2 separate regions of the Homo sapiens genome follow, and region 1 is linked to region 2. The links are chromatin loops, found by intact Hi-C in ENCODE. Cell type or tissue: heart left ventricle. All regions are shown on one strand. Links, peaks and the distances in the headings refer to the core of each region. The heading gives the core; the rest is flanking DNA.

The links. A loop is a pair of places that touch in the nucleus more often than their neighbours do. Peaks named below come from ENCODE experiments on the same cell type or tissue, not always from the same donor. Only the 100,000 strongest peaks of a DNase experiment are listed, where the experiment ranks them.
Region 1: a loop joins it to region 2, with 2.9 times the contacts of the local background. A loop is called at or near these places in 14 of 110 quality-filtered maps.

Annotation. Positions count from the first base shown.
Region 1 is chrX:2,576,834-2,592,654 of GRCh38, forward strand. All of the region lies in intron 1 of LINC03112 (long intergenic non-protein coding RNA 3112), which reads right to left. Among named protein-coding and RNA genes, the nearest start is that of LINC03112, 24 kb to the right of the region's middle. RefSeq lists enhancers at 6,242-6,742, 6,743-7,243, 6,935-7,434. In heart left ventricle, for the core only: no CTCF peak of the experiment used is centred there; DNase peaks (open chromatin) are centred at 7,126 and 7,451; H3K4me3 peaks cover 311 bases; H3K27me3 peaks cover 3,536 bases.
Region 2 is chrX:2,277,130-2,292,950 of GRCh38, forward strand. It overlaps DHRSX (dehydrogenase/reductase X-linked), which reads right to left. Exons shown (of 7, transcript NM_145177.3): 4 at 14,373-14,474. Among named protein-coding and RNA genes, the nearest start is that of DHRSX, 220 kb to the right of the region's middle. In heart left ventricle, for the core only: a CTCF peak has its summit at 7,669; no DNase peak of the experiment used is centred there.

The DNA of each region.
Region 1 (15,821 bases), core at 3,044-11,043, 300 kb after region 2:
TAGGCTTTGGGGATACTTTGCTTTTCTCTTTCACTAATGATGTCTGTCCATTTTCCCCGAGGATCTTTTCGGGAGCCTTCTGTGTGGTGGGCCCACTTACGACCTGAATCACCGCATTCACGCCAACAGTACCAACCCATAGGTATGCTTAGTCATCTGATGACTCAGAGACAGGGGGTAGGCGGATGGAATGGAAGGATGAGTCTGGTCAGATGGTAAGAGATAGTACAATGACATGAAAAATAGCCACCACTGACCACTGGCAACCTGGCCTTGAGATCCCTAGTGGACAGTTATTTATTTACTATTTATTTATTTTGAGACAGGGTCCACTCTGTCGCCCAGGCTGGAGTGCAGTGGCACAGTCTTGGCTCATTGCAACCTCTGCCTCCAGGGTTCAAGCGATTCTCCCGCCTCAGCCTCCCAAGTAGCTTGGATTACAGGTGTGCACTACCACACCTGGCTAATTTTTGTATTCTTGGTAGAGACGGGGTTTCGCCATGTTGGCCAGGCTGGTCTTGAACTCCTGACCTCAAGTGATCCTCCAGCCTGGGCCTCCCGAAGTGCTGGGATTGCAGGCGTGAGACACCGCGCCCGGGCATGGACAGCTTTTTGAGCGCATAATTACAGACAGTCTTCACCTTCCCCAGAGGAAAACATAACAGCCTATCCCAAGGTTTCGTAATAAAAGCGTAAAATTGTCATAAACCCACAGTAGGTGTTCAATAAATGCATACATCTTGTTCCCACACCCGAAAAATCCTAGTTAGGAGGTGACCGAGGAGAGTTTACAACACAAATTGCACCTGAGGTTTTGCACACGAGTGAGTTTGATCCCTTTCCTCCAGAAGGCCGGCTACTCATTCAAAGGGCCCAGTTTGTTTCAAACTATTTTTGGAACTGTTTCAGAATTGCCTCCAAGCGCCTGTCTAGACCTTACCTTACACTGGCGCTATTTTGAGCTAAAAGCCATATTGATTAAATTGGCTTCTAAAGTTATCCCCCAGACTTGGCGCTGAAGGAGGCTTAGGTATTTCCAAAAATCCTAGCCTCTGCCTGGAAGGCTCCCCAGCTAAGGATGCAAGACAAGGACCAAGGACGACATTTCTTGAAAGATCCTGCCTCTGGGGATAGTTTCGGAAAGGAAGTGCTCAGGTTTGTGAGACAGCAGCAGGGCCCTGGGACCTTTCTCTGATGGGGGAATATCCCCCTCTAGGTCAGCACGCCCCATCACAGCACTGCATCTACTGTAGGTACCTCCAAAGTCACCCTTTCTATTTCACTCATGTTTCCCTTGAATTTACACTTTACATGTTGCTAGACCAAATCGGCGGAGGGGAAAAAATAACTCATGGAAACATGATCTTTTTAGAAATGGCATTACTCAGAAAGCACAGCAGGGGTTTGGCTTATGGTACGGTGTTGTTTTCCTGCTTTGAGGCGCTGTTACAGATTCTTCTTCCCACTGTACAGCTTCCCGGCCTGACATGCTGCCTTGGGAAGTGCGTGAAAGTGAACGCAGCCTCCTCTTCCTCTTAGGAGTCCTCCGTTTCGTGTCTCTTACATCCTGAAAGGACCCAGCTCTCTGAGTCAGGCCGCGGCACTGCCCCTCCTAGCTCCAAATCCACATCTATTTCCCACTTCACTTTCTAAGTGGGATTTAGCTTAACACTGTGGAGCTTGGAGTATCACAGAGCTAATATGTAAGACCCAGGCTGGTCTTTCCTTCTCTGTCGGCACCTTGGAATTCTCTACTACCTTTCAGCCTGCCTCTCCGCTCCCCCGGCTTTTTTTTTACAGACATCTGCAATGCAGGCAAGTTCCAATATGAACATCTGTGGAACACAGCCTGAGAAGAGGAGATATAAAAGGATCTTAATTTTAGGGTGAAGGAGGAGAAGAATGGTTAAGAAGCGTCTCAATAACGTAAGCCACAACCTCAGGCTTTGAAAACAACATTAACTGAGAACAGCTTTGAAAACAACAGTGAGATTTTCAACTCAATTCTTTTTCCCACAGGTCACTTATCTTGAATTCCAAAATGTTGACTTCTGCTAAAGAATCTTTTTTTTTTTCAGTGATATAAATTTGGAAGGTATGTCAATATTCTTATCCAGTGTGAAGTCCTATGACCGAAACACTTGCGTATTCGTCTCTCCTCCCCGCTACACTTCCCTTGGGGAAGTACACACAACAAGGCAAACAAACACCTCTGACCACTTCTGAGGCAGCCTGTTCTTTTTTTTCTTTTTTGAGATGGCGTCTCACTCCGTCGCCCAGGCTGGGTGCAGTGGCGCGATCTCGGCTCACTGCAACCCCCACCTCCAGGGTTCAAGCGATTTTTCTGCCTCAGCTTCCTGAGTAGCTGGGATTACAGATGTGTGCCACCATGCCTGGCTGATTTTTGTATTTCAGTAGACACGGGGTTTCACCATGTTGGCCAGGCTGGTCTGGAACTCCTAACCTCAGGTGATCTGCTCGCCTCGGCCTCCCAAAGTGCTGGGATTATAGGTGTGAGCCACTGTGTCCGCTCCCTCTCCCTGCTTTTTTTTTTTCTTATAGAGTCTCACTATGTTGCCCAGGCTGGTATCAAACTGCTGGGCTCAATCGATCCTTCCACCTTGGCCTCCCAAAGTGCTGGGATTACAGTCGTGAGCCGCTGTGCTCACCCTGTCCTTAATGATCAGCTTGAGAAAATTCTCTCTCATCTAGTTGACCACGTCCCCCTCTCATCACTGCCACCAAATGTCCCTCATTATGGTGTCTAGATGTTTTGTCTTGCTACATCTCAAGCTTCATTACAGATCGAATTTACCCTCTTCCCTCAACTCTTCTTGCACAGAAGCTGAGGTTTCCAGGAGGCCCTCTCTACCCCTTGGGGGACCTTCCCCTTAAGTTTGGAAGCTGCCAAAACCATGTAAAGGAGATTTTAGGAGGGTCTTTGCACTATATGGGATCCCAAGAAAAATGCATTTAGGGCCACTTTTTCAGCAGCTTCGCTTTAAGGTTCATTTTTTTTTTTTTTAAGACTCATAAAAATCTTTACAGTTTGGAACACATAAAATATATTGACTGGACGCGGTGCCTCACACCTGTAATCCCAGCACTTTGGGAGCCCGAGGTGGGTGGATCACTTGAGGTCAGGAGTTCGAAACCAGCCTGGCCAACATGATGAAATGCCGTCTCTACTAAAAAGTCCAAAAATTAGCTGGGCATGGTGGCTCAGGCCTGTAGTCCAAGCTACTCGGGAGGCTGAGGCATGAGAATTGCTTGAGCCCAGAAGGTGGAGGTTGCAGAGAGTCAAGATTGCACCATTGCACTCTAGCCTGGATGACAGAGCCAGACTCTGTCTTTAAAAAAAAAATACATAAAAAGTTTTAAAAATGGAAACCTGTGTGAGCAGTGTCTAGAAACAGATAATTAGCAGTTATTCTGTAATCAATTTTTTAAAAACTTTAAAGAGAATGATTAATTTTAAACCCTAAAGGAGAGTTGCAAGTAGAAATATAATTTAAAACTTTTGTGTAATATCACTGCAATGGATGTGAGATTTTACACACACACACACACACACACACACACACACCCCATAAACACACATGTGTGCCACAGGTCCGTTGGTAAAAGCTTGGTTACTGATGATTGAGTTTTTTTCTTTTATTCTTGGGGAAGTTACATAACCTGTTTTTTTCCAGCCTTATTTTTCCATTCTGTGTAATTGGGATACTAATTATATTCATGTTGCTGTCAGGAGGGTAAAATACAATGTATATAATATTATTTTCACTCCAGATCTGGTGTTTAGTAAAACACTCAGCAACTATTAGGTGTAATTGTTATTTATAGGAAACTGTAGGTCTTTTGACAGTAATCATAACCACCCTTGCATGTGTGGGTTGTCCATAGAAAATTAAGATAATAGCGCAGAGGTTTCTGTCTCATCATGCTCTTCCCAGCTTCACTGAGATTGTCCTTTTTTCCAGTCAGGGCTTATCTTTCTAGGTTCCAGGAAAGCATCCTGAGGGATCATGCTGCTGTTTTAATACTCATATCTTCTTTAGGTGTGAAATACCCAAACGGGCCAGGAGCAGTGGCCCACACCTGTCATCCCAGCACTTTGGGAGGCTGAGGTTGGAGGATCACGAGGTTAGGAGTTTGAGACCAGCCTGGCCAACATGGGTGAAACCCCATCTCTACTAAAAATACAAAAATTAGCCAGGCATGGTGGCACGTGCCGGTAATCCCAGCTACTCAGGAGGCTGAGGCAGGAGAATCGCTTGAACCTGGGAGGCAGAGGTTGTAGTGAGCCGAGACTGCGCCACTGCCCTCCAGCCTGGGCGACGGAGCAAGACTCCATCTCAGAAAAAAAAAAAAAAAAAAAGAAAAGAAAAGAAAAGGAAAAAAGAAAGAAAAGAAATACCCAAATGGTCACCATGATCTAAGCACTCCCTTGGAGAACTGATGGATGTCAGTGTGCACTGATGGACATAAAACAGGACCACAGAGAAGAGTCACACTTGTAGAAAGAAATGCCCCCCAATCTCTAGCCAAAAGCTCCAAGTGGGAGTCTGTGTCACTTCCAGTGACAACTCTGCACTGACTCACTGCGTGACCTTGGGCAAGAAGCACTTCTACCTGCCTTGGTTTGTGGACCTGAAACAGGGATGTTAGCACCAACCTGGCATCTTCCCAGGACAGTGGCGCAGATCTGGAGGAACACCTCACGGGAAGGTCTTTTGTAGATCACACAGGAGGCTACACAGACATGAGTTACTGTGATTTCCTTTTGTCTAAAGGTTTCTTTCTGGTTCTAGCCTTGTCTATCTGGGGGAAGGAGACTATCTGTGATGGAGATGAGCGTTCTTTTCCAAGAGCGTTAATTAGCTGTTCACTTTGTGACTTCGTGAGCGCCCTACCATTTGAATTCTGAATCCCTGCGTTTTGTTCTCATTTGGTGATGAGCCTTTCAGCAGACATGGTAGTGACTATTAAGTAGGCATTTTAATGCAATCGTTCATAGAATCAATATGTAGACGGCTAGTTTCTAATTTATGAGAAGGCATTCTCTGGGAAATTGAATAAACAGTGCTCGATTGGAATATGGAAATTTTATATAAGAAAAATAATCCGAGAGAGGCTGAGAATGTACAAGCTCTAAGGAATCATCAGATGTGAACAGGACTTCAGCTATCATGTTTAGGGTGAGCTTCGTTAGTGGCTCACATCTAGTTTCAGCTGCAACTGTATTTTCATATCGTTCCCAGGCAAGCCCCGCGAGTGACTGACTCCACGACCCTGTTTCTTCCCAAACCCTCACCTGAGAAACAGGCTTCTTGGATTAAATCTTCCTTTTCCTATTCGACTAGCCCGGTGGGTTTGTGCTTGGCGTAACTTTGGGCCCCCTGGGTGGGATGTGCTTGCGTGAAGCTCCAGTAGCTTTTCCTCTGTGCCGGGAATAATTTGCAAAGCGTCCTATTTTGGATTTTCATAATCAAGCTTCTACCCCGTTTCTTTTCAGTTAATTTAATACCTGGAGCACACGCAGTACTTCAAAAATATTGGTCCGTTCTGGTGTCAGAGAGTCTTTTTGGACTGAGATGTAAAAGTCCTACATTTGGGTATGTGAGCTGGGAGTTGGGGGGCCAGGCTGAGGAGAAGCAACAAATTCCAGAGACAAACTTGGCATCTTGGGAGATGTAATACACGCACCCAGCCACAGAGTCCCAGGAGAATGTATTTTAATGGAGAATGTGGAGGGACTTTGCAAATGTTTTCATTTTCTCAAATCATATCTGTTATCCTGAAAGTGGTGTCTGTTCCCCCTAACGCCCCCCCGCTCCCTCCCCAACCCTTTGCAGACACTGGCATCTGTGGACATGAGTTAGGTGCTGCAGTACCACTCACTGTGTCAACTACAGTATTAACTACGGAAAACACACACACAGTCACAGTCACACTGACACTCACACCCTAACCATCCCAAATCAGACATTTGCAGTCCCACGGGATTTCCAAAGATTCCCCGGACAAGCAATCTATAGATTATCCTGGGACCAGAAAAAAAAAAGTCCTAGGATTTTTAGTTTCCTTAACCCTCAAGTGGCTGGAAACTGTTAATCAGAGAGGAATGAACATAAATAACACCAAGCCGAGCTCCGTCTGATCCGAAGTGAGCCCCCAAACAGCTTCTGTCTGCCCTGATTACCAAAGGAAGCCATGCCCACGCATAAATTGGCAGTCTATTTAAACTGGGTGTTCTTCCTCACAGTTTTTTTTTTTTCCCAGAGAAATATTCAAAGGCAGGCATTTTTCTGGCTAAGAAGATATTTATTTAAGTCACAGATTGCTTCACCTTCCCAAACTTGCCCGGCACACTTGGTGTAGGGCAAAGCCTCATCCTTGTCACATCTGTCCCTCTCCCCTCTGGAGCAGGGGCCAGAGGACTTTGGAGGACACCTACTCCCCCCACCCCCAAGGCTTCGGCTTCCCAGGGGGGGCTTGGCAGTGTGAGAAAGGCAAACCGCCTTCCGACCTGGTTGAAATTTTGTTTCCCATTGCTCCCTAGAGGTGTCCCTTGGCCGTGGATAACGCTCACTCTGTTCCTAGCCTCGCGCTCACCGTGTTTGTCCATGGAGGTTATAGGGAACTTGAGTGCGGGGTCCCCACCGCCGGAGCAGAGGGCTAGGGACCCGATAGCGCCTGGTGTGCCATAGCGCATTGGACCCACCCGAGAGCCCGCGTTCTGCTGCACCGGTGGCGGCCACAGGCGGGAGCGCCTATGCGCCTTGGACCCAAGGCGCCCAGGGGGTGGGTGGGACGGACCTGGAGGGGGTACAGGGGGGGCCTGCGCCCACCTCTCTGCACGCGCATCTGCCGCTTCCCGTGCCCCATAGGGGAGCCCCGGGCTCCGTGAATCCTCGGGTTCAGTCCCGCGTCCGGATTCCGCGTCCTCCCCGAAGTTGGGGCTCCCCAACCGTGGCCCCCCAAAGCGCCCGCACGAGCGCACTCACCCGCTCTCCCCGGTGCGTCCCTGAAGGTCAAGGCCAGGAGGCGGTGGAGGTGCAGGGCGGGCGGTGGGGCCCGGAGTAGGGGGCGCGGGCGCCGAGCTGGGGGGCACCGCGGGACGGCTCAGTCCCCATGGCCCTGGCGCTGGGGGCGCCCCCCGCCTGGCGACCCCGGGGGTCCGCGGCGCTCAGATGCCGTGGTCACAGTCCACATCGCGGCAGATGTACCAGAGGATCACGTAGAGGATGAGGAGGATGGCGAAGATGAAGAGGGCCACCAGGATCGCCTTGGTCACCGGCGAGATGAGAGACTGCATGGCCCCAGCGGGGCGCGCGGGAGGGCGGGGGGCGCGCGGGGGCGCGGGGCGCGGCGCTCACGACCCCCGAGCGCGCCCGGAGCCCCGCGCCGGCCCCGCGCCGCATCCGCAATGCTCCGTGCCCGGGACAGACGCTGCCTGGGTGGCTGCTCGGCGGCGGCGGTGGTGGCAGTGGTGGCTGCTCGGAGGCCGGCGCGCTCGGGTGCAGGCGGCTGCGCGCGGGGCTCCCACCGCCCGGGTCCCCCCAGCTGCTGGCGCTCACCGGGCCCGGCGGCCGCTGGGCTGGGCTGGGGGCACGGGGGGCCCTGGGGGCGGCCGGGAGGAGGGGGCGGCGGCCATGGGGGAGAGCTGGAGGAAGGCGGCGCGCCGGGCAAGTCCCCCGAAAACTTGGGGCGGAGGCGGCGCGGTGACAGGTGGAAACGCCAGCCCCGCGGGCAGCAGCGCGCAGCCGTCCACTGGCGGCGGGGGGCGCGGGGGCGCGGGAGGGAGGCGCGGGGGCGAGCGCGCGGGGAGGGGCTGCGGCACTGGGCGGGGGGCCTCCCTTTGCAGATGGGGAGGGTCGGGGGAGAGCAGGCGTCCCCGACTGCGCGCCTTTCCATCACCTCTCCCACCTCTCTGCTTTTCCCGGCCCCCTCTCTCCAGCGCAGCGGTGGATATCTCTCTCGTCCAGGTCTTGCATCTCACCCCTTCTTTGGGAGTCCCCTTCCTTTCCTCTTTTCCTCACTCTCACCCTGCACCCCGGTATGGGTGAGCTGCGATATTCTCATCAAAGAATGAAGGTGCTCATGGAGAGAAGCTGCCCCTTCTCTCTTTCTCTCTCTCTCTCTGTGTCTCTTGTACAGGGAAGGGGGTTTCAAGTTGCAACTAACTCATTGCTGATACCAAGCAGGATGGGCCCAGGCAGGAAAAAAGTACACACCCTTGCCCAGAGTCACAGCTTCTATAAGGGGAAGGGGGAGACTGGGTTCTGTGATGAAGGGGTGAGGCAGACGTCTTGGTGTGAGACTCAGTCCCGTGATAAAGGGGCGATGCACACAGACGCCTTAGTGTAAGGATCCAGGTTTCTGCCCTCGCATCACAGAAAGCCCTCCACCCCACGTTTGTCCCTTACTCTCTGGGGCTTAGCCCTGGGGAATGGAGAGACAGGCATGGTGGCACGTGGGTGCACACACATTTTTCCTGAAGTGTGAGCTGTGTTTAGGGCTGATGTCTGGTGGAGACACGAACAGGTCAGGGCACAGCACAGAAGGCCGAAGGAGCCCAAATTCTTGGGAAAGGAGGTAGTTCCTCCCTAGCTGGGCATCCTGAATACTCTCTTTAAGGGAGGGAGGGAGCTGGGGCTGTTGGACAGGGGCATAGGGCTTGCACCAGGAATCCATGACATGGTAAGAACAGGGACCACCCAGTTTCCCAGCAAATACACAATTCAGGCCTTTCATGCCCTGATTTTTGTCTCCGCTCCCTGTGGCCCCTAACACCGGTGAGCAGGAGCTGTTCCACGATGCCTGGTAGAAGTCTTCGCCTGCCTGCAGTGACACACTACTGAGGGAAAATTTTATACCTGCATGCAGTGACCCCAGCACCGATGCCCCATGGTTCTGGGAGACAGAAAGAGCTTCAGGGTTGGAGAGCCTTTGTCTGAGAGCCTGGCTCCCGAGGGTAAGGCATTCCTGACCTTCAGAAACAGGAACAAAGGAGAAGATAGGACCTGACCCAGGTAAAAATAGCCTCCCCTGCTATGGTCTAGGATGGATTTGCAGCTGAGGAAGGATGCCAGGAAAATGGACCATGATATCAGAGGGCTGTGTGGGTCGGGGAAAAAGGAATTCATCAAGCACTAAAGTGGCGATGCAATCTCTCCTCTGCACCCTTCTACCCGGTGTTTCCATTCCAGAGACAGCTCTTCCCCCAGGATGACACAGGTGGGAGGGAGGAGACCCTCTTCCTGCTGACGGCAAAGAGAAGAGCCCACCTCAGGGTCTCCCAGCAGATAGCCGGGTGGCTGGCGTGGCTTTCCCTTGAATCTGCAGTCTGTGAAAGGTTTTCGAGCAGAAGTGGGGAGCAAGGGAACAGTTTTGTAGATGGCATGACCCATGCCAGCAAGGCTTGCAGCCAGGCAGCTTCTTCTTGCCACTTTAGAGAGGAAATCAATTGTGTGTGTGTGCGCGCGCGCGTACCCGTGTGTGTGGGTGGGTGTGTGTGCACGTGCCCACACAGTGCATGAAAAGGTCCTCGCTCAGCGATAGTGTGTACATTTCCAGGGCAGCAGCTTCTAACTTTCAATTGAACCTGCGTTTCCAGCCTCTAGCTGTTCATCGGCTGAGAGAAGATGGATAATTGAATTTCTATACTTCCACTTCTCTGCACATGAAGAGTTGGTATTCCTCAGGGGAATTCCTCAGGGGAAGAAACACCAAAGTTTCAGACAGTTTGTAAACTTACTTTTGTCTGTACAATTTATCAGACACCCACAGTGAAGCCAAGAGCAAAAAGAACATCCAGATGGAAAGGTATAAGGCAGGTGTCAGAGCCAATACACCACGATTCCTTTCTCACAAATAGAATTTGATTTTTTTTTTTTTTTGAGACAGAGTCTCGCTCTGTCACCCAGTCTGGGGTGCAGTGGTGCGATCTCAGCTCACTGAAACCTCTGCCTCCCGGGTTCAAGTGATTCTCCTGCCTCACCCTCCTGAGTAGCTGGGATTACAGGCGCCCGCCACCATGTCTGGCTAATTTTTTGTATTTTTTAATAGAGATGGGTTTTCACCATGTTGATCAGGCTGGTCTCGAACTCCTGGCCTCAGGTGATCCACTCACCTTGGCTTCCCAAAGTGCTGGGATTACAGGCATGAGCCTCTGTGCCCGGCCTATAATGTGATTTTTAATGTAGGAAGACACAGAACAGAATAGACATCCCAGGAAAAAAAAAAAACATGGATTTACACCCAAGTGACTTTTGACAAAAGCAGCAGGGAAGTACACAGAGGAAAGAACCCTCTATTGAATAAATGGTGCTAGAAAAAATGGATACTGTACTCAGAAGAACACAACTAGCCCCCATCCCTCACCATATACAAAAACAAACTCCGCATGAATTAAAGACTGAAATATAAGACCCCAAACGATGAGATGACTAAAGCTAAAAGAAGAGGAAATGCTTCAGGACCTTGGTCTAGGCCACGATTTTGTGGGCAACAAATTGAAAGCACAGGTACCACAGCCAAAAATAGATAAATGGGTCTATATTAAACCAGAAAAGCTTCTGCTCAGCAAAGGAAACAATCAACCGAGTGGACAGACAAGCTGTAGAATAGGAGAAAATATTTACAAATATTTGGGGATAATAATGACTCATCTGAAAGGGGATGAATCTGGAAAATTACAAGGATCTCAAACAACTCAAGAGTAAACAACAGTAATCCAATTTAAAAATTACCAAAAGGGCAGGGTGCGGTGGCTCACACCTGCAATCCCAGCACTTTGGGAGGCTGAGGCAGGTGGCTCACCTGAGGTCAGGAGTTCCAGACCAGCCTGGCCAACATGGCAAAACCCTTAGCTGGGTGTGGTGGTGGGTGCCTGTAATCACAGCTACTTGAGAGGCTGAGGCAGGAGAATCACTTGAGCCCGGGAGGCGGAGGTTGCAGTGAGCCGAGATGGTGCCAGGCCTGGGCGATAGAGTGAGACTCTGTCTCAAAAAAAAAAATCAAAGGATCTGAATACAAATCTCCCCCAGAAAAGGCAGATTCATGGCCAACTCACCCTAGTTAGAATCACTATTATCAAAGAGACAAAAAGTGAAAAACGCTGGTGAGGATTGGGACAAACGGAAACTCATGTACTGTTGGTGGGAATGTAAATGAATACAGCCAGGATGGAAAACTGTATGGCACTTTCTCAAAAAACTCAAACTAGAACTGCCATATGATTCCGTAATCTTACTACTGTATACATTTTTAAAAGAAAGTCTGTCTATGCAAGAGATATCTGCACCCCCAAGTTTATTGCAACACTCTTCATAATAGCTAAGATGTTCATTAACACATGACTAGACAAAGAAAATGTGGTATCTATCCATCATGGAATACTATTCAGCCATAAAAAATGAAATCTGCCATTTGCGACAACGCAGATGAACTTGGAAGACAATATCTTCAGTGAAGAAAGTCAGGCATGGAAAGATAAATACCCCATGTTTTCACTCGTAAGTGGGAGGTACAAAAAAGTTAAGCTCATAGAAGTAGAGAGTAGAATTATCATTATTAGAAGCTAGTGGCTGAGTGCAGTGGCTCATGCCGGTAATCCCAGCACTTTGGGAGGCCGAGGCAGGTGAATTGTTTGAGGTCAGGAGTTCGAGACCAGCCTGACCAACATGGTGAATCCAAGAGGTGGAGGTTGCAGTGAGCCAAGATTGCGCCACTGCACTCCAGCCTGGGCAACAGAGCGAGAGTCTGTCTCAAAAATAAAAATAAAAATAAAATGCTGTTTCTGCCACTTAATCCTTCAGTCATGTACATATCCTTCATTTTCCTCATCCCTGAGTGACTTCTTGAACTAAATATGGTGGGAAGGCAATGTTTCAGGGCAGCCACTCTCCCTAGAGTGAATTATTTTAGAATCAGAGAAGTGGTTGCTTCCTAAATCACAATGTGTGAACTACTAAACGCTCTCTCCATATGTGGCTTGTGGTTGTTTGGTCCTGAGATACAGAGCTTCTAACGTGGACGGTAATCTATTGATTTACTATCAGTGATTAGGACTTCTCCTTTTTCATCTGTGTATATGGGTTTTTTGTTTGCTTGTTTTTGTTTTTGTTTTTGTTTTTGAGACAGAGTCTCACTCTGTCGCCCAGGCTGGAGTGCAGTGGTACGATCTCAACTCACTGCAACCTCCACCTCCTGGGTTCAAGCAATTCTCCTGCCTCAGCCTCCCAAGTAGCGGGGACTACAGGCATGCGCCACCACACCCGACTAATTTTTGTATTTTCAGTAGAGATGAAGTTTCTCCATGCTGGCCAGGCTGGTCTCGAACTCTTGACCTCAAGTCATCTGCCTGCCTCGGCATCCCAAAGTGCTCACAGGTGTAAGCCACCATGCCTGGGCCGGTTTGTTTTTATTTTAGCTCATAGTTGCATGTAGAAACTCATGGACAAGATGAACCATGAGCCCTGGGGCAGGCAGATGAGGACAGGAAAAGTTCCCCATTGACTAATTCATTCCTGGGTGATTAGAAGTATTGGAAGGATTTTATCACTTCTGATTGGCTCAGTATCTGTGTGAGTAAGAGCTGCTCATGGGCTGACCAGAATCTGCTCCAGGTGGACAGCTATCTCTGGGTCTGTTTACTGAAGAAACGTGTGTACTTTCTTGAATGTGCTACAACTCTTCAGGGTATCCCTGGAGAACTTTGGGATAGGTCCAGCATTCCATGTAGAAGATGGAACATCTTTCCCAAGAGTTTTTGGATCGTGTCTATCTCTGGCTTGACTCAATTGCCTAAAGTAATTGAATAATAAGTGCTTTTCCTCTGCTTCACTTTGAATGCTGAAACATGCGTTTTGTTTTTTAACCAGAGGAAACTTGCCCAAATTCTTGACAATCCTGGGCTCCTTTGGAGGATTGAAAATCTTGGGTCCTGGCTCTGTCTCCTGGATCTGCACGTTGGGTCATCAGTATTCAAAATAATTCAAACTCAGGTGATCCAGTGACCAGCTTTCGCAATTTGCTATATGAAACTGATTTGGCCGGGCATGGTGACTCATGCCTATAATCCTAGCACTTTGGGGGGCTGAGGCAGGTGGATTGCTTGAGGTCAGCAGTTCGAGACCAGCCTGGCCAACATGGTGAAACTCTGTCTCTCCTAAAATACAAAAATTAGCTGGGCATGGTGGCGGGCACCTGTTGTCCCAGCTACTTGGAAGGCTGAAGCAGGAGAATCGCTTGAACCCAGGAGGTAGAGGTTGCAGTGAGCCGAGATTACGTCACTGCACTCCAGCCTGAGTGACAGAGCGAGACTCCGTCTCAAACAACAAAAAACAAAAAAGCAGGAAACAAAACAAAACTGATTTGGTTTACAAATCAAGGTCAAAAATCAAGATTTGGAAAAAATCTTGGTCAAAATCAGGATTTTGACTACTGTTTCTCCATGCCCTGCTCACATGAGAAACCCTCTCTCCCTCCAAGGCTCCAACTCTGTAATCACTTCTCATTCCCAAATCTGTGGGTCAAATCAAGGTCAAAAATCAAGATCTGGGTTGCAGCCGGGCTTGGTGGCTCATGCCTGTAATCCCAGCACTTTGGGAGGCCAAGGTGGGTGGATCACCTGTGGTCAGGAGTTCAAGACCAGCCTGACCAACATGGTGAAACCTCGTCTCTACTAAAAATACAAAATTAGCCAGCCGTGGTGGAATGTGCCTGTAGTCCCAGCCACTTGGGAGGCTGAGGCAGGAGAATTGCTTGAACCCGGAAGGCGGAGGTTGCAGTGAGCTGAGATTACACCAGGGTACTCCAGCCAGGGCGACAGAGTGAGGCTGTGTCTCAAAAACAAAAAGGATTTGGGTTACAAAATCAAGTTTGTAAACCAAATCAAGTCTGTGGTATGGATTTGTGTCCAGTCCCTCTTTATGTGTGCCTTTGTGTTGGGGCGGAGGTGTGGTTATTGTTTTTTCTGATAGTTTTTCCTAATGTGTTATTATTTTTAGTGAGGTTAAGTCTACAGGTTAACTGAGGCATAAACAGACTTGCTATATTTGCTAATTTAGGCAAAACACAAAGCCAATGATAAAAACCGATAAAACCCAATGGACGAAAACGGATGTTTCCGTAATAGCAGGAGTCGCTTAGAGGTTCAAAAGCATTTTACCTTCTTAGTTCATGGTTTCTGCTTTTCTTTAGTCTGCCAGTGTTGTTGTCTTTGGGATATGTCTTTTTACTATTTGCTCAGATTATTTCAAATATGATAGTGGGTAGTGTTGTGTGAAATAGCTAAGATTTTATGTAGATGCTATTAATAAATTTAAACTAACATTTTAGGTGTCCAGCATTTTTTATCTATGAACAGAGCAGCTAACACTAGAAAGAGTTCTCTTTACAGGGAAGCAGATGTAACCCACCTGCTTTTTAGAATGGGGTGGTTTTACAAGGAAACATCTCTCTAGGTTTTTTTTTTTTTTCGTGAGCCAGAGTCTCACTCTGTCGCCAGGCTGGAGCGCAGTGGCACAATCTAGGCTCACTGCAACCTCCGCCTCCTGGGTTCAAGCAATTCCCCTGCCTCAGCCTCCCAAGTAGCTGGGATTACAAGTGTGTGCCACCACGCTCAGCTAATTTTCGTATTTTTAGTAGAGATGAGCTTTCACCATGTTGGCCAAGATGGTCTCGGTCTCCTGACCTTGTGATCCACCCTCCTCGGCCTCCCAAAGTGCTGGGATTATAGGCGTGAGCCACCGCGCCTGGCCGGAAACATCTCTCAAGTTCCTAAGGTAACTGCTTTGTTCCAAAACATAGATTCATTAAACTCAGTGTGTGTGAAAACTAGTAATAAGTTAGCAGAGCTGATGGGGACTTCAGACTTTAGTGTATGTTTTTTACTACCTTATTCCAGCAAATATGGGTTGGCGACAAAACCACAGAAACGATAGAAGAAAGGACATTTTATTTTTAAAATAGCAGAGTGGGAGCCAGTCAGCCATGGATTCAGATGACGAAAACAACCAAAGAAATGTGCACAAACTCTCACAGTGTTATTTCAACAAAGTATATATTTACAGATTGTCTAAATGGGTATGCTTTTTAGCTTTAAGCTTTGCTTTCATTTTTATTTCGTTTGTGGAAAAAAATGTGAAAACCAACAGAGCTGGGGAACACAACGTTGGCCATGCATTCTAATTAACTTGTTTTTTTGGTTTGTTTTTGTTGTTTTTGTTTTGAGATGGAGTCTTACTCTGTCACCCAGGCTGGAGTGCAGTGGCATGATCTCCGCTCACTGCAACCTCTGCCTCCCAGGTTCAAGCGATTCTCCCGCCTCAGCCTCCTGAGTAGCTGGGATTACAGGCACGTGCCACCACACCCATCTAATTTTTGTATTTTTAGTAGAGACGGGGTTTCACCATACTGGCCAGGCTGGTCTTGAACTCCTGACCTCAGGTGATCCGCCCACCTCAGCGTCTATTCTTTGTAACAATCATGTGCCTTGATTTAAGAATTCCCATGTGCTCAAGCTTCTTGACCATCAGAGTGATTGTAAGATAAAGTAAGAATGAGACACCTTGAGGTCTCATTCAGGCCAGTGGGGATGTGTGGGGAAAACAAACAAACAAACCAAAAAAACAGGAAATATGGGTTAGTCACTAACCCTTTAATGGTGTTTCCTGTGTGTTAAAACTTTTTACGTAGAGCCACTGCCTCTCAGGTAGGCAGGACTGTGTCCTTTGTCAAATGAAATAGTGGGGGCAGCAAGTTGAAATCACCTGTGTGATTTAAACCCATGCATTACTTGGGGGAGAACT
Region 2 (15,821 bases), core at 4,208-12,207:
GAGAGAGAAGGAAGAGGAGGAAATAGGGGAAAGAGAGAAAGAGAGATGGAGAGGGAACAGGGAGAGAGAGGGAGGGCAAACGAGAGAGGGAGAGAGAAGGAAGAGGAGGAAATGGGGGAAAGAGAGAAAGAGAGATGGAGAGGGAACAGGGAGAGAGAGGGAGGGCAAACGAGAGAGGGAGAGAGAAGGAAGAGGAGGAAATGGGGGAAAGAAAGAGAAAGAGAGATGGAGAGGGAACAGGGAGAGAGAGGGAGGGCAAACGAGAGGGAGAGAGAAGGAGGGGAGGAAATAGGGGAAAGAGAGAGAAAGAGAGATGGAGAGGGAACAGGGAGAGAGAGGGAGGGCAAACGAGAGAGGGAGAGAGAAGGAAGAGGAGGAAATGGGGGAAAGAGAGAGAAAGAGAGATGGAGAGGGAACAGGGAGAGAGAGGGAGGGCAAACGAGAGGGAGAGAGAAGGAGGAGGAGGAAATGGGGGAAAGAGAGAGAAAGAGAGATGGAGAGGGAACAGGGAGAGAGAGGGAGGGCAAACGAGAGGGAGAGAGAAGGAGGAGGAGGAAATGGGGGAAAGAGAGAGAAAGAGAGATGGAGAGGGAACAGGGAGAGAGAGGGAGGGCAAACGAGAGGGAGAGAGAAGGAGGAGGAGGAAATGGGGGAAAGAGAGAGAAAGAGAGATGGAGAGGGAACGGGGAGAGAGAGGGAGGGCAAACGAGAGGGAGAGAGAAGGAGGAGGAGGAAATGGGGGAAAGAGAGAGAAAGAGAGATGGAGAGGGAACAGGGAGAGAGAGGGAGGGCAAACGAGAGGGAGAGAGAAGGAGGAGGAGGAAATGGGGGAAAGAGAGAGAAAGAGAGATGGAGAGGGAACGGGGAGAGAGAGGGAGGGCAAACGAGAGGGAGAGAGAAGGAAGAGGAGGAAATGGGGGAAAGAGAGAGAGAGATGGAGAGGGAACGGGGAGAGAGAGGGAGGGCAAACGAGAGAGGGAGAGAGAAGGAGGAGGAGGAAATGGGGGAAAGAGAGAGAAAGAGAGATGGAGAGGGAACGGGGAGAGAGAGGGAGGGCAAACGAGAGGGAGAGAGAAGGAGGAGGAGGAAATGGGGGAAAGAGAGAGAAAGAGAGATGGAGAGGGAACGGGGAGAGAGAGGGAGGGCAAACGAGAGGGAGAGAGAAGGAAGAGGAGGAAATGGGGGAAAGAGAGAGAGAGATGGAGAGGGAACGGGGAGAGAGAGGGAGGGCAAACGAGAGAGGGAGAGAGAAGGAGGAGGAGGAAATGGGGGAAAGAGAGAGAAAGAGAGATGGAGAGGGAACGGGGAGAGAGAGGGAGGGCAAACGAGAGGGAGAGAGAAGGAGGAGGAGGAAATGGGGGAAAGAGAGAGAAAGAGAGATGGAGAGGGAACGGGGAGAGAGAGGGAGGGCAAACGAGAGGGAGAGAGAAGGAGGAGGAGGAAATGGGGGAAAGAGAGAGAAAGAGAGATGGAGAGGGAACGGGGAGAGAGAGGGAGGGCAAACGAGAGGGAGAGAGAAGGAGGAGGAGGAAATGGGGGAAAGAGAGAGAAAGAGAGATGGAGAGGGAACGGGGAGAGAGAGGGAGGGCAAACGAGAGAGGGAGAGAGAAGGAAGAGGAGGAAATGGGGGAAAGAGAGAGAAAGAGAGATGGAGAGGGAACAGGGAGAGAGAGGGAGGGCAAACGAGAGGGAGAGAGAAGGAGGAGGAGGAAATGGGGGAAAGAGAGAGAAAGAGAGATGGAGAGGGAACAGGGAGAGAGAGGGAGGGCAAACGAGAGGGAGAGAGAAGGAGGAGGAGGAAATGGGGGAAAGAGAGAGAAAGAGAGATGGAGAGGGAACAGGGAGAGAGAGGGAGGGCAAACGAGAGGGAGAGAGAAGGAGGAGGAGGAAATGGGGGAAAGAGAGAGAAAGAGAGATGGAGAGGGAACGGGGAGAGAGAGGGAGGGCAAACGAGAGGGAGAGAGAAGGAGGAGGAGGAAATGGGGGAAAGAGAGAGAAAGAGAGATGGAGAGGGAACAGGGAGAGAGAGGGAGGGCAAACGAGAGGGAGAGAGAAGGAGGAGGAGGAAATGGGGGAAAGAGAGAGAAAGAGAGATGGAGAGGGAACAGGGAGAGAGAGGGAGGGCAAACGAGAGGGAGAGAGAAGGAGGAGGAGGAAATGGGGGAAAGAGAGAGAAAGAGAGATGGAGAGGGAACGGGGAGAGAGAGGGAGGGCAAACGAGAGGGAGAGAGAAGGAAGAGGAGGAAATGGGGGAAAGAGAGAGAGAGATGGAGAGGGAACGGGGAGAGAGAGGGAGGGCAAACGAGAGGGAGAGAGAAGGAAGAGGAGGAAATGGGGGAAAGAGAGAGAGAGATGGAGAGGGAACGGGGAGAGAGAGGGAGGGCAAACGAGAGAGGGAGAGAGAAGGAAGAGGAGGAAATGGGGGAAAGAGAGAGAAAGAGAGATGGAGAGGGAACAGGGAGAGAGAGGGAGGGCAAACGAGAGGGAGAGAGAAGGAAGAGGAGGAAATGGGGGAAAGAGAGAGAGAGATGGAGAGGGAACGGGGAGAGAGAGGGAGGGCAAACGAGAGGGAGAGAGAAGGAAGAGGAGGAAATGGGGGAGAGAGAAAGAGAGATGGAGAGGGAACGGGGAGAGAGAGGGAGGGCAAACGAGAGGGAGAGAGAAGGAAGAGGAGGAAATGGGGGAAAGAGAGAGAGAGATGGAGAGGGAACGGGGAGAGAGAGGGAGGGCAAACGAGAGAGGGAGAGAGAAGGAGGAGGAGGAAATGGGGGAAAGAGAGAGAAAGAGAGATGGAGAGGGAACGGGGAGAGAGAGGGAGGGCAAACGAGAGGGAGAGAGAAGGAGGAGGAGGAAATGGGGGAAAGAGAGAGAAAGAGAGATGGAGAGGGAACGGGGAGAGAGAGGGAGGGCAAACGAGAGGGAGAGAGAAGGAGGAGGAGGAAATGGGGGAAAGAGAGAGAAAGAGAGATGGAGAGGGAACGGGGAGAGAGAGGGAGGGCAAACGAGAGGGAGAGAGAAGGAGGAGGAGGAAATGGGGGAAAGAGAGAGAAAGAGAGATGGAGAGGGAACGGGGAGAGAGAGGGAGGGCAAACGAGAGAGGGAGAGAGAAGGAAGAGGAGGAAATGGGGGAAAGAGAGAGAAAGAGAGATGGAGAGGGAACAGGGAGAGAGAGGGAGGGCAAACGAGAGGGAGAGAGAAGGAGGAGGAGGAAATGGGGGAAAGAGAGAGAAAGAGAGATGGAGAGGGAACAGGGAGAGAGAGGGAGGGCAAACGAGAGGGAGAGAGAAGGAGGAGGAGGAAATGGGGGAAAGAGAGAGAAAGAGAGATGGAGAGGGAACAGGGAGAGAGAGGGAGGGCAAACGAGAGGGAGAGAGAAGGAGGAGGAGGAAATGGGGGAAAGAGAGAGAAAGAGAGATGGAGAGGGAACGGGGAGAGAGAGGGAGGGCAAACGAGAGGGAGAGAGAAGGAGGAGGAGGAAATGGGGGAAAGAGAGAGAAAGAGAGATGGAGAGGGAACAGGGAGAGAGAGGGAGGGCAAACGAGAGGGAGAGAGAAGGAGGAGGAGGAAATGGGGGAAAGAGAGAGAAAGAGAGATGGAGAGGGAACAGGGAGAGAGAGGGAGGGCAAACGAGAGGGAGAGAGAAGGAGGAGGAGGAAATGGGGGAAAGAGAGAGAAAGAGAGATGGAGAGGGAACGGGGAGAGAGAGGGAGGGCAAACGAGAGGGAGAGAGAAGGAAGAGGAGGAAATGGGGGAAAGAGAGAGAGAGATGGAGAGGGAACGGGGAGAGAGAGGGAGGGCAAACGAGAGGGAGAGAGAAGGAAGAGGAGGAAATGGGGGAAAGAGAGAGAGAGATGGAGAGGGAACGGGGAGAGAGAGGGAGGGCAAACGAGAGAGGGAGAGAGAAGGAAGAGGAGGAAATGGGGGAAAGAGAGAGAAAGAGAGATGGAGAGGGAACAGGGAGAGAGAGGGAGGGCAAACGAGAGGGAGAGAGAAGGAAGAGGAGGAAATGGGGGAAAGAGAGAGAGAGATGGAGAGGGAACGGGGAGAGAGAGGGAGGGCAAACGAGAGGGAGAGAGAAGGAAGAGGAGGAAATGGGGGAAAGAGAGAGAGAGATGGAGAGGGAACGGGGAGAGAGAGGGAGGGCAAACGAGAGAGGGAGAGAGAAGGAAGAGGAGGAAATGGGGGAAAGAGAGAGAAAGAGAGATGGAGAGGGAACAGGGAGAGAGAGGGAGGGCAAACGAGAGGGAGAGAGAAGGAAGAGGAGGAAATGGGGGAAAGAGAGAGAGAGATGGAGAGGGAACGGGGAGAGAGAGGGAGGGCAAACGAGAGGGAGAGAGAAGGAAGAGGAGGAAATGGGGGAAAGAGAGAGAGAGATGGAGAGGGAACGGGGAGAGAGAGGGAGGGCAAACGAGAGGGAGAGAGAAGGAGGAGGAGGAAATGGGGGAAAGAGAGAGAAAGAGAGATGGAGAGGGAACGGGGAGAGAGAGGGAGGGCAAACGAGAGGGAGAGAGAAGGAGGAGGAGGAAATGGGGGAAAGAGAGAGAAAGAGAGATGGAGAGGGAACGGGGAGAGAGAGGGAGGGCAAACGAGAGGGAGAGAGAAGGAGGAGGAGGAAATGGGGGAAAGAGAGAGAAAGAGAGATGGAGAGGGAACGGGGAGAGAGAGGGAGGGCAAACGAGAGAGGGAGAGAGAAGGAGGAGAGGGAGGAAATAGGGGAAAGAGAGAGAAAGAGAGATGGAGAGGGAACGGGGAGAGAGAGGGAGGGCAAACGAGAGGGAGAGAGAAGGAAGAGGAGGAAATGGGGGAAAGAGAGAGAGAGATGGAGAGGGAACGGGGAGAGAGAGGGAGGGCAAACGAGAGAGGGAGAGAGAAGGAGGAGGAGGAAATGGGGGAAAGAGAGAGAAAGAGAGATGGAGAGGGAACGGGGAGAGAGAGGGAGGGCAAACGAGAGGGAGAGAGAAGGAGGAGGAGGAAATGGGGGAAAGAGAGAGAAAGAGAGATGGAGAGGGAACGGGGAGAGAGAGGGAGGGCAAACGAGAGGGAGAGAGAAGGAAGAGGAGGAAATGGGGGAAAGAGAGAGAAAGAGAGATGGAGAGGGAACGGGGAGAGAGAGGGAGGGCAAACGAGAGGGAGAGAGAAGGAAGAGGAGGAAATGGGGGAAAGAGAGAGAGAGATGGAGAGGGAACAGGGAGAGAGAGGGAGGGCAAACGAGAAAGGAAGAGAGAAGGAGAGGGAGGAAATAAGGGGAGAGACAGAGAAAGAGACAGAGAGAAAGAGAGAAAGGGGGAGAGAAGGAAGGCAAAGGAGAGAGGAGGAGAGATGGGGGAAGGAGGAAAGAGAGAGAAGTGGGACACAGAGGAAGACAAAGGAGATAGAGAGACAAGGGGAGAGACAGGAAGAGAAAGGAGATAGGGAGAAGAGGGAGGGTGTGCGAGAGGGAAACAGAAAGGGAGAGAGAGAAGAAAGAGGGGAGAGAGAAGAAAGAGGGGAGGGAGAGAAGAAGGGAAAGGGAGGGAGAGAGGGAGAGAGAGAATGGGAGAAAAGGAGAGAGAGAAGAGGGGAGAAAGAGGGAGAGAGGGAAGGAAGGAGAGAGGGAGGGAGGGAGAGGGAGAATGGGAGAGAGAGAAGAGGGGAGAAAGCGAGGGAGGGAGGGGGAGAGAGAGAAGAAAGAGAGAAGAGAGAAAGAGAGAGAGGGAGAGAGAGGGAGAAAGGGAGAGAGAGAAGGGAGAAGGGGAGAGAGAGGGGGAGAGAGGGAGGGAGGAGGGAGAAGGGAGGTCGAGAGCAAAATAGTAGAAGCGGGGATGGGGTAGACTGAGGAGAGAGAGAGACAGAGAGAAAAAGCAAAAGAGAGGAAAAGTGAGACAGTGAAGAGGTGGAAAGAGAGAATGACAGAGAGACGGGGAGAAGGAGGAGAGAGAGACAGAGAGTTACAGAAAGAGAGAGAGAGAGGAGAAAAGCATTTGAGTAACTGAAAAACCACTGCTTCTCAACCCACTTCCTAGAATCTCGGGAGGGCGGTGGGAAGGATGGAGCCAGTCCAGGGAGGCTATGGGACGGACGCCCTGAACATCTAGCCTTCTCTGGCAGGGAACAGCCTGCCGCAGAGTCACAACAGACCACATCCCATGCTGCTGCCAACACCAACACTAAAAGAACATCCAAATGCCTCCTGTTCAGAGAAGGCGCCATCGGGAGAGGCAGAGGAAACCACTACGGAACAGAAAGCTACTCTATCCACAGGAGAGCAGCTCTGGAAGAGAAGCAAACAGAAGGCACGCAGAATAAATGGTCTACACCTGTGCAGACTCAAGGATCCGCTGACGAATGCATGCGCCGCGATGCAACACTTTCCGTCTTCCCGGGAGGGAGACCAGATGACTGTGGAGCCCGAGTCACATAGAAAATGCCAGGCGCCCACAAAGACAGGAGATGGCTGCTCAGGTGTCCGTCCACCAAAAAGTGGGTCCTCAGTAAGGACCGGCTCCACTGCACCTCAGTCTTCTGTTGATGCAGAACTGCACACCTGGGCTTCCCCGAATGAATCTTCCTTAACTCTCATGGGTCTTGTAGGTGCCCTGTGCCCATTTGCTCATTTGAATGAACTCATTAGAATTCATTCATTCATTTGATTCCATTCATTCATTTGCATCATTTGAATTCATTCCTTCTTTTGAATTCACTTGTTCCTTTGAATTCATTCATTCACTTGAATTTATTCATTTAAATTCACTCATTTGAATTCATTCATTCATTCCTTTGAATTCGTTCATTCCTTTGAATTCACTCATTCCTTTGAATTCACTCATTCCTTTGAATTCACTCATTCCTTTGAATTCACTCATTCCTTTGAATTCACTCATTCCTTTGAATTCATTCATTCATTCCTCTGAATTTATTCATTCCTTTGAATTCATTCGTTCCTTTGACTTCATTTGTTCATTCATTTGAATTCATTCCTTCATTTGAATTTATTCATTCCCTTGAATTCATTCAGATTCACTCATTTGAATTCATTCATTCATTCCTTTGAATTCATTCCTTTGAATTCATACATTCCTTTCAATTCATTTAGTCCTTTGAATTCATTCGTTCCTTTGAATTCATTTGTTCATTCATTAGAATTCATTCATTCCTTAGAATTAATTCATTTGAATTCATTTGTTCATTCCTTTGAATTCATTTGCATTCATTCATTCCTCTGAATTCATTCATTCATTTGAATTCTTTCATTCATTCATTCACTCATTTGAATTCATTCAAGTGAATGAATGAATTTGAATGAATGAATGAATGAATGAATGAATGGGTGAATGAAGAACTGTACCAAAAAACAGAGTCTTTAGGTCTCTGGCCAGGGAAGAATCATTGTTATTTTTCAGGGTCACCCTGTATCGTGGACGTATTTCTTTGGTGGTAGGAAAAATAATGCTTAGTAATTCATTATCTCAGAAAGAAATTCATCCATTAGAGTTATGGGAAGATGGCTGACAAGGATAAATCTATAAATCCTCTGCATTATTAAAAATCTATCAATTTTCAGACATGGGGATGGGAAGCTAGATAAATACAATTTTGAAGTGAATAAACCATAAATACCGGCTCTGCAGGAGGTCTATTATTGATTTATTCTTGTGCTTGATAAATCATCGCGTTGCCTCTGAGCTTCCCACAGCAGCCAGACAGAGGCAGTCAGGTTCTATTTTCAACCCACTAGCAAATGAAAAAGATATTCTATGTCTGAAGTATTTAATGTTTGCAAAACCTTGATTGCTCTAAGAATAAAAAAAGAAAAGCACGAAGTGTAGCTCCTTCTTGCCTTGGAAGTCACCCTGGCTGAGCTCAGCTGGGGCTGTTTTCCATGAGACTTGAGGCACGTGGTTGACTAGCAGGAGTTTTGGAGGGAAGGTTCTGGGGAAATAGTTTAGGGCAGCAGTCTCCAACCTTTTTGGCACCAGGGACCACTTTTGTGAAAGACAATTTTCTGAAGACAGAAGGTGGAGGTGGAATGTGGGGATGGTTTTGGGATGATTCCGGGGCATGACATTTATTGTACACTTTATTTGTATTATTATTACATTGTACTATATAATGAAATAATTCTACAAGTCGCCATCATATAGAATCAGTGGGAGCCCTGAGCTTGTTTTCCTGTGACTAGACAGTCCCATCTGGGGGTGATGGGAGACAGTGACAGATCATCAGGAATTAGATTCCATAAGGAGCACACAACCTAGATCCTTCCCATGCACAGATCATCAGGCTTTAGCTTTTCATAAGGAGTGCACAACCTAAGTCCCTCACATGCACAGTTCACAGTAGGGTTTGTGCTCCTATAAGAATCTAATGCTGCTGCTGATCTGACAGGAGGCAGAGCTCAGGCAGTCATGTGAACAATGGGGAGTGGCTGTAAATACAGATGAAGCTTTGCTTGTTCACTTGCCACTCACCTTCTGCTGTGCGGCCGGTGTCCTAACAGGCCATGGACTGGTACTATGACCTGGGGGTTGGACAGCCCTGGTTTAGGGGTCTGCAGACCCCCTACTAGCCTCTTAGACACTAAAAGTACCACCACTGGAGTCCTTCCCTGAGGCTGCCTATAAATAGAAACTCTATTTACATAAGTTGACACCAGCAATATCCCAAACATACAATCCAGCAATCTCATTTGCACACAACGAAGAAGAATTCTGATGCACAAACCAACGAGAAAAATCCTTGATTTCTTCTCTAAGTCAAGGTACATCTGGCCCAAGCTTCAGCACACCAGCTGGTGATGAACCCATTCTCAGCGTTGACTGTATAGAATCCAGCCTTCTCATTTGCACACAACGAAGATGAATTCTGATGCATAAACCAAGGCATGCAACAAATGAGAAAAATCCTTTACTTCTTCTCTAAATCAACGTACATCTGGCTCAAGCCTCCAGCACAAGAGCTGGTGATGAATCCATTCTCAACGCTGACTGTGTAGAATCCAGCCTTCTCATTTGCACACCACGAAGATGAATTCTGATGCACAAACTAAGGCATGCAATAAATGAGAAAAATACTTTGCTTCTTCCCTAAATCCAGGTACATCAGACCCAGGCCTCCAGCACACGGGCTTGTGCTGAATCCATTCTCAGTGCTGACTGTATAGAATCCAGCCTCGTCATTTGCACACCATGAAGATGAATTCTGATGCACAAACCAAGGCAAAAAATGCTTTACTTCCTCTCTAAATCAAGGTTCATCTGGCCCAAGCCTCCAGCACACAGGCTGGTGATGAATCCATTCTCAGCATAGACTGTGCCATCTGGGCTACTTCTGGCTTGAGGAGCACTTATCCCTGCAGCTTTCCATCCACCCTGGGTACCTCGGGAGGCCCCTTTCCAAGCCCATGGGCTTCACGAAGCTCCATGGTTCTGTTGCATTTCCAAGAGAACCAAGAGGATTTGTCAACAAGAGACTGCCTCTCTGCATTTCTGTCTTCTTGTGAAGAGTGGGCAATGGGTATTCAACACAGCCTCCAAAAGCGAAGTCTCCAGCTCTTTTCTAGAAGCTTCTGTCTGTACCCACAGAGGAAAAAAAAAAAAATCCAGATCCTCTGCAACTGAGCTCTTCTCAACAGTGACCCCAGGGACAAGATGAACCTTAGTCAGCCACAAAAACCTATAGGGAGTCCAGGAAAGCCACAGCCTGAGCAACCTCTTGAAAGATGTAGAACAAAAAGATAAAAGGAAGAAAGTGCAAAGTGTTATTTCAAGCCATCATCTTGTAACAAATGGATTCTCATTATCACCTCCTGGAAATGGTGTTCTGAGCAGCACAGGCTGGGGAATTCCAGGGAGGCGTGTGACTTGGGGTGCAATCTTCTCTGTACTTTACAAGACTGTGTTGTCACATTGCAAGAGGTGTGTTTTCTAAGGCAGAACATTTCACAGAATGATTATTGGTCCAATGTTTGTTTCCGTTGCTAAAGTATGATTTCTATGAGGTCAAGAATCTTGCTTATTATTTTATTTTTCCTGCAAGCGAAGTATGTGAAGGGCAGAGTAGGTAGGTATGGCAGGTTAAATAATGCACAACTCAAGATGTCCAGGTCCACATTATTCATGTGGGAGACAGAATCATGACCCCAAAAATGCCCACACTGTAATCCCCATGTGGGAGACACAATAATGGCCCCAAAGATGTCCACATCCTAATCCTCAGGTGGAAGACAGAATAATGGCCCCAAAAATGTCCACATCCTAATCCTCATGTGGAAGACAGAATAATGACCCAAAGATGTCCACATCCCAATCCTCATGTGGAAGACAAAATAATGGCCCTGAAGATGTCCACATCCTAATCCCCATGTGGTAGACAGAATAATGGCCCCAAAGATGTCCACATCCCAATCCCCATGTGGTACACAGAATAATGGCCCCGAAGATGTCCATATCCGAATCCCCATGTGGGAGACAGAATAATGGCCCCGAAGATGTCCATATCCAAATCCCCATGTGGAAGACAGAATAATGGCCCCAAAGATGTCCACATCCTAATCCCCATGTGGAAGCCGAACAATGGCCCCAAAGATGTCCATATGTTAATTCCCATGTGGTAGATAGAATAATAGCCCCAAAGATGTTCACATTCTAATCCTCATGTGGGAAACAGAATAATGGCCCCAAAGATGTCCACATCCTAATCCTCATGTGGAAGACTGAATAATGGCTCTAAAGATGTCCACAGACTAATTCTCATGTGGTCGACACAATAATGACCCCAGAGATGCCCACAACCTATTCCCAATTTGGAAGAGTAATAACTCAAAAGATGAAAAAATGTCCATGTCCTCATCTCTGGAACACATGAAAATGTGACTTTCACGGCAAAAGGGCCTTTGTAGATGTGAATTAGTGGAAGATCTTGAGATGAGGTGATTATCTGAGATGATCCTGGTGGGCCCCAAATAATCACAATGGTTCTTCTACAAGGCAGGCAGAAGAACAAAAGTAAGTGAAGGAGATAAAAAAAAAGAGAAGGCAAGATGAGAGAGAGAAAGAGAGAGAAGGGAAGAGAGGGAGAGAGAGAGAACAAGAAAGAGAGATTCAAAGGTGTCTCATTGCTGGCTTTGTTGTTGTTTTTGTTGTTTTGAGATGGAGTTTTGCTCTTGTTGCCCAGACTGGAGTGCAGTGGTGTGATCTCAGCTTACTGCAACCTCTGCCTCCCGGGTTCAAGCAATTCTCCTGCCTCAGCCTCCCGAGTAGCTGGGATTACAGGCATGCGCCACCATGCCCAGCTAATTTTGTATTTTTAGTAGAGACAGGGTTTCACAATGTTGTCCACGTTGGTCTCGAACTCCTGACCTCACGTAATCCACCTGCCTCGGCCTCCCAAAGTGCTGAGGTTACAGGCGTGAGCCACTATCATTGCTGGCTTTAAGGCCGGGTTGGAGGCCATGGGTGAAGAAACGCTGACAGTCTTCTAAAAACTGGGGAAGGAAATACTCTCCTCTAGAACCAGTGTCAGCCATAGACTCAGGAATTTCACACTGGACTTACTGGCTTGAGGTGCCTCTGAGGCATTGAGCGAAGGTAAAAGGTCTTAGCATGGAAGAAAGGTCTAGATAAGTCTAGGAAGAAGTAAACCCAATATGTGCATGAGATTTTCTACAGAAGAGATAGGGTACAGAGACAATCCAACAACAAGACCCTTTTGATTCAAATTCAACCCTGTCCCAGTTTCCAGAATATTTTTGTTTGTTTCTGAGAGCCCTGTGTGCCTTGTTTAAAATCTGTTGAGAAAAGGAACAGAGGAGAATCCTAGGAATGCAATAGCCATTTCAAAAGGTAAACGTGGTGGTTGAGTGATGGAGTATACGCTGGTTAGCCTGTGTCAACTGGTGTTAGCCTGTATCCACTGTCACAGATGTGGTTCATATACACATTGCTCAGTAAAATTCTGCTCCCCCCAGAACACAGTAAGATTCTGCTGGAGAAACATATCATATCTGACATTCCTAATTTTTTTTTTTTTTTGAAACAGTCTTGCTCTGTTGCTCAGGCTGGAGTGCAATGGTGTGGTCTCGGCTCACTGCAGCCTCCACCTCCCAGGTTCAAGCGATTCTCCTGCCTCAGCCTCCTGAGTAGCTGGGACTACAGATGCCCGCCACCACGCCTGGCTAATATTTGTATTTTTAGTAGAGACAGGGTTTCACCATATTGGTCAGGCTGGTCTGGAACCCCTGACCTCAGGTGATCCACTCACCTCAGCCTCCCAAAGTGTTGGGATTACAGGGGTGAGCCACCGCGCCCGGCCTGAGATTCCTAATTTTTTCTGCTTACTGGTGGATGCAAGCCCATACCAAATGGATGGAAGTAGTCGCACAAAAGTCCTAAGAGGATGGACAGTTCTGTTTTGTGTGTCTCTGTGCAAGGGCACCATGTCATGTATGTATTTCCATCTCCAACTGCTCTGTGATAAAGTGCTCCCATTACTAATGAGTAAGGGTGTTACACAGAACGAGGAAATGAGACGTCGGGTCGTGTAGGATCTCCACAGTGCCTCTAAGTGGTCTCCACATTTGGTGACTTATAATGCTATAATTCTAATCACTTCTAATACTGATAGGTCTTCAGCAAAGGAAGTCCACACCCAGTGCTGAGACAGAAGATTCCAAATGGCTGCTGACTGGGAAATCATTTATGCCTGCGTAGAAACTTCAGATCCCACCAGGATGGCAAATCTGAAAAGTGTTATTGATCTCCAAAGAAGACACACAAAGTTAAAATCATTCCGGACCTTCCAACAGGAGCCACTAGCACTGATAATACGATGTTTCTTACCAGGCTAAGTACATGGAAATGGTGTTGTCTGTAGCTATTTGAGTGGCACTCACACATCATAGCTATGTCTGCACGTATTTTTATGCATAAATACATATACATCATACATCAAATACATATACAAATACATATGCACTCACACATAGCTATGTCTGTACAAATTTTTATGCATAAATTGGCATCACACTCTATGTATAGTTTTATATCCCATGCTTCTCCTTTAAACTCTAGCATAATAATTTCCAATTAAACAAGTGGGTTGAGGGGGAACCGTGGGTATCTCATCCACTTTCCTATCCTCCAATCCCATTAATGTTATACAAAAACACGAAACACATCAAGACAAAAAGAAAAAAAAATTAGATAGAAGCTACCACATCTTGGCAGCTGGAAACAGACAGGTATTACAACTTTAGTACAAAGAATAATGCTTTCTCCCTCCTTACAGACATGTCCATATCCTAATCTCCAGAATTTATGAAAATGGTACGTTAGGTAGCACAAGGGGTTTTGCAGAATTAAGAATCTTTAATGGTCTAGGTGGGTAATGGAGTAATTACATTGGGTAATCACAAGATCCTTTTGCTGATTTTTTTGTCTGCAATCTGAAGTGTCAATAACTTGATAAATATTTCATGTATTTGAAAGGAATGTGCTGTCTTTATGGGCTCACTGTTTGACGTACGTCTGTTCTATCCACTGTATTAATGTCACTATTTATTTCCTCTCTGAATTTGCATTTGGTCTCCATCTGTGAAAGTGATGCGTTAAATTCTACTAGCACACATGTTTGTTGGTGTATTTCTGAGACCTTTAGTTCTATGTATTTACTTAGTTTGGAGATGTCAATAACTGTACCTCCTCAGTGTGGAGGGTTCAGGTTAACTTTTATAAAAAATAAAATGGACTGCAGCAGGGGATGAGAGTAATGGGCATCAGTGTTACGAGGAGAAACATTAAGTGTTGCAATGATCTTAAGCGCTCAGCGTGGCCCAAAGAAGGGCTCAAGGTCAACAGTAAGCGTTGCAATGACCTTAAGCACTCAGCGAGGCTCAAAGAAGGGCTCAAGGTCAAGGGTAGTTTGTGTTGAAGATTGGCAGATGGGCAGATTGAAGGTGGGGAAGGGGAGATATTGACTCCACCTATCTGGGTGAGAATGTTGAACAGGGGGTAAAATCAAGAGATAAATGGTAATGAGCTTCTAGTGCCCAAATAATGACTCTCAGGGGAATGTGGTGATGGTTTTGTAAGATAACATTTGGGAAAACACCAACCCTTAGCATGTGCCTCATACCCTTTAGTCCAAGTGGACAAGTCAACGTGTCAACTCCATACAACATGTTATCGCGTTTACCATTATTTCAAAGTAACATGCTAACAAGAATGATGCTCTTCCAAAGCTATCCGTGAAATGAAGCACTGACTAGAAATAGCAGGTATGTTCAATAATTCCCATGGATATCCTGTTTTGCTGAGACACTTCTCCCGCATGAAAGCTAGAGTTCCTGTTTGCATTCAAATTAACCCCTGGCTTGCTGCAATTTCACCAGGACTCACCATTGTTGATCAGGACATGGAGAGGAATCTTCTTCATCTTGAACTTCTGCACAAACTGCCGGATGGAAGTCATGGAAGCCAAGTCACAGTATAAAAATTCCACTGGAAAAGGACAACAACAAAAAATACCTGGTTATCTCCCAACCTATTTCAGAGATTAAGAAAATTTCTAAACAGGTCAAACTCAATTTCATCTAGGAAGTAACACTTTTTTTTTTTCTGCTCTTTTTGAGATGGAGTCTCGCTCTGTTGACCGGGCTGGAGTGCTGTGGCAGGATCTCAGCTCACTGCAGCCTCTGCTTCCTGGGTTCCAGTGATTCTCCTGCCTCAGCCTCCCAGGTAGCTGGGATTACAGGCACATGCCACCAGGCCCAGCTAATTTTTGTATTTTTGTATTTTTTTTTTTTTTTTTTTTTTTAGTAGAGACAATGTTTCACCATGTTGGCCAGGCTGGTCTCAAACTCTTGACCTCAGGTGATCCGCCCGCCTCAGCCTCCCAAAGTGCTGGGATTACAGGCGTGAGCCACCACGCCTGTCCAGGAAGTAACACTGAATTGGACATGTCAGTAGGGTACAATGAGGAGCTCATACTCTAGGGAGATCAATGAGTCCCATCCTTGTATAGTCCCCTTTCCTTGAGTCTGTGTGGGACCTGTCATTCTCCTCCTGACCTTGATGTGAGCTGATGTTTTGTGAGAGCGCCTTGGGGCCAGAACCTGGGCATGGCCTCTCTAGGAGCTGACAGCAGCCCCTGGCCAAAAGCCAGCAAGATACTCAGATCCCCAGATCTGCAGCTTCCAGGAATTGGATTCTGCGTATAACCATGTGAATTTCGAAGATCCTGAGCTCCAGAGAGGACCTCAGGCCAGATGACACTTTGGTTATAGCCCAGTGAGACCCCGAAGAGAGAATGCAGTTACACCTGCCCAGATTCCTGACCCGCAGCAGCTGTGGGATAGTAAGTATGAGCCCTTCCACGCTGCTGAGTCTGTGGGTTATTTTGTTACACAGCATATGTAACTGATACACAAAATGACTCAGAAGCAAGGACTTCCTTCTTCTGCAGTAGAGGAATATAGAATATAGAATTTTATATAATAATCAAACAGGAAGCAATTTATGCATCCCCTGCTACAGATAGTAAGAAGTACGAGCCCTTCCACGTTGCTGAATCTGTGTTATTTTGTTACAGGGCATATGTAACTAATACACAAAATGGCTCAGAAGCAAGGACTTCCTTCTTCCACAGGAGAATATAGAATTTTATATAATAATAAAAAAGGACGCCATTTATGGATCCCTTGCTACAGATAGTAAGTATGAGCTCTTCCACGCTGCTCAGTCTGTTATTTTGTTACACAGTATATGTAACTAATACACAAAATGACTCAGAAGCAAGGACTTCCTTCTTCTGCAGAAGAATAATAAAAGAAAGCATTTTATTTTTTA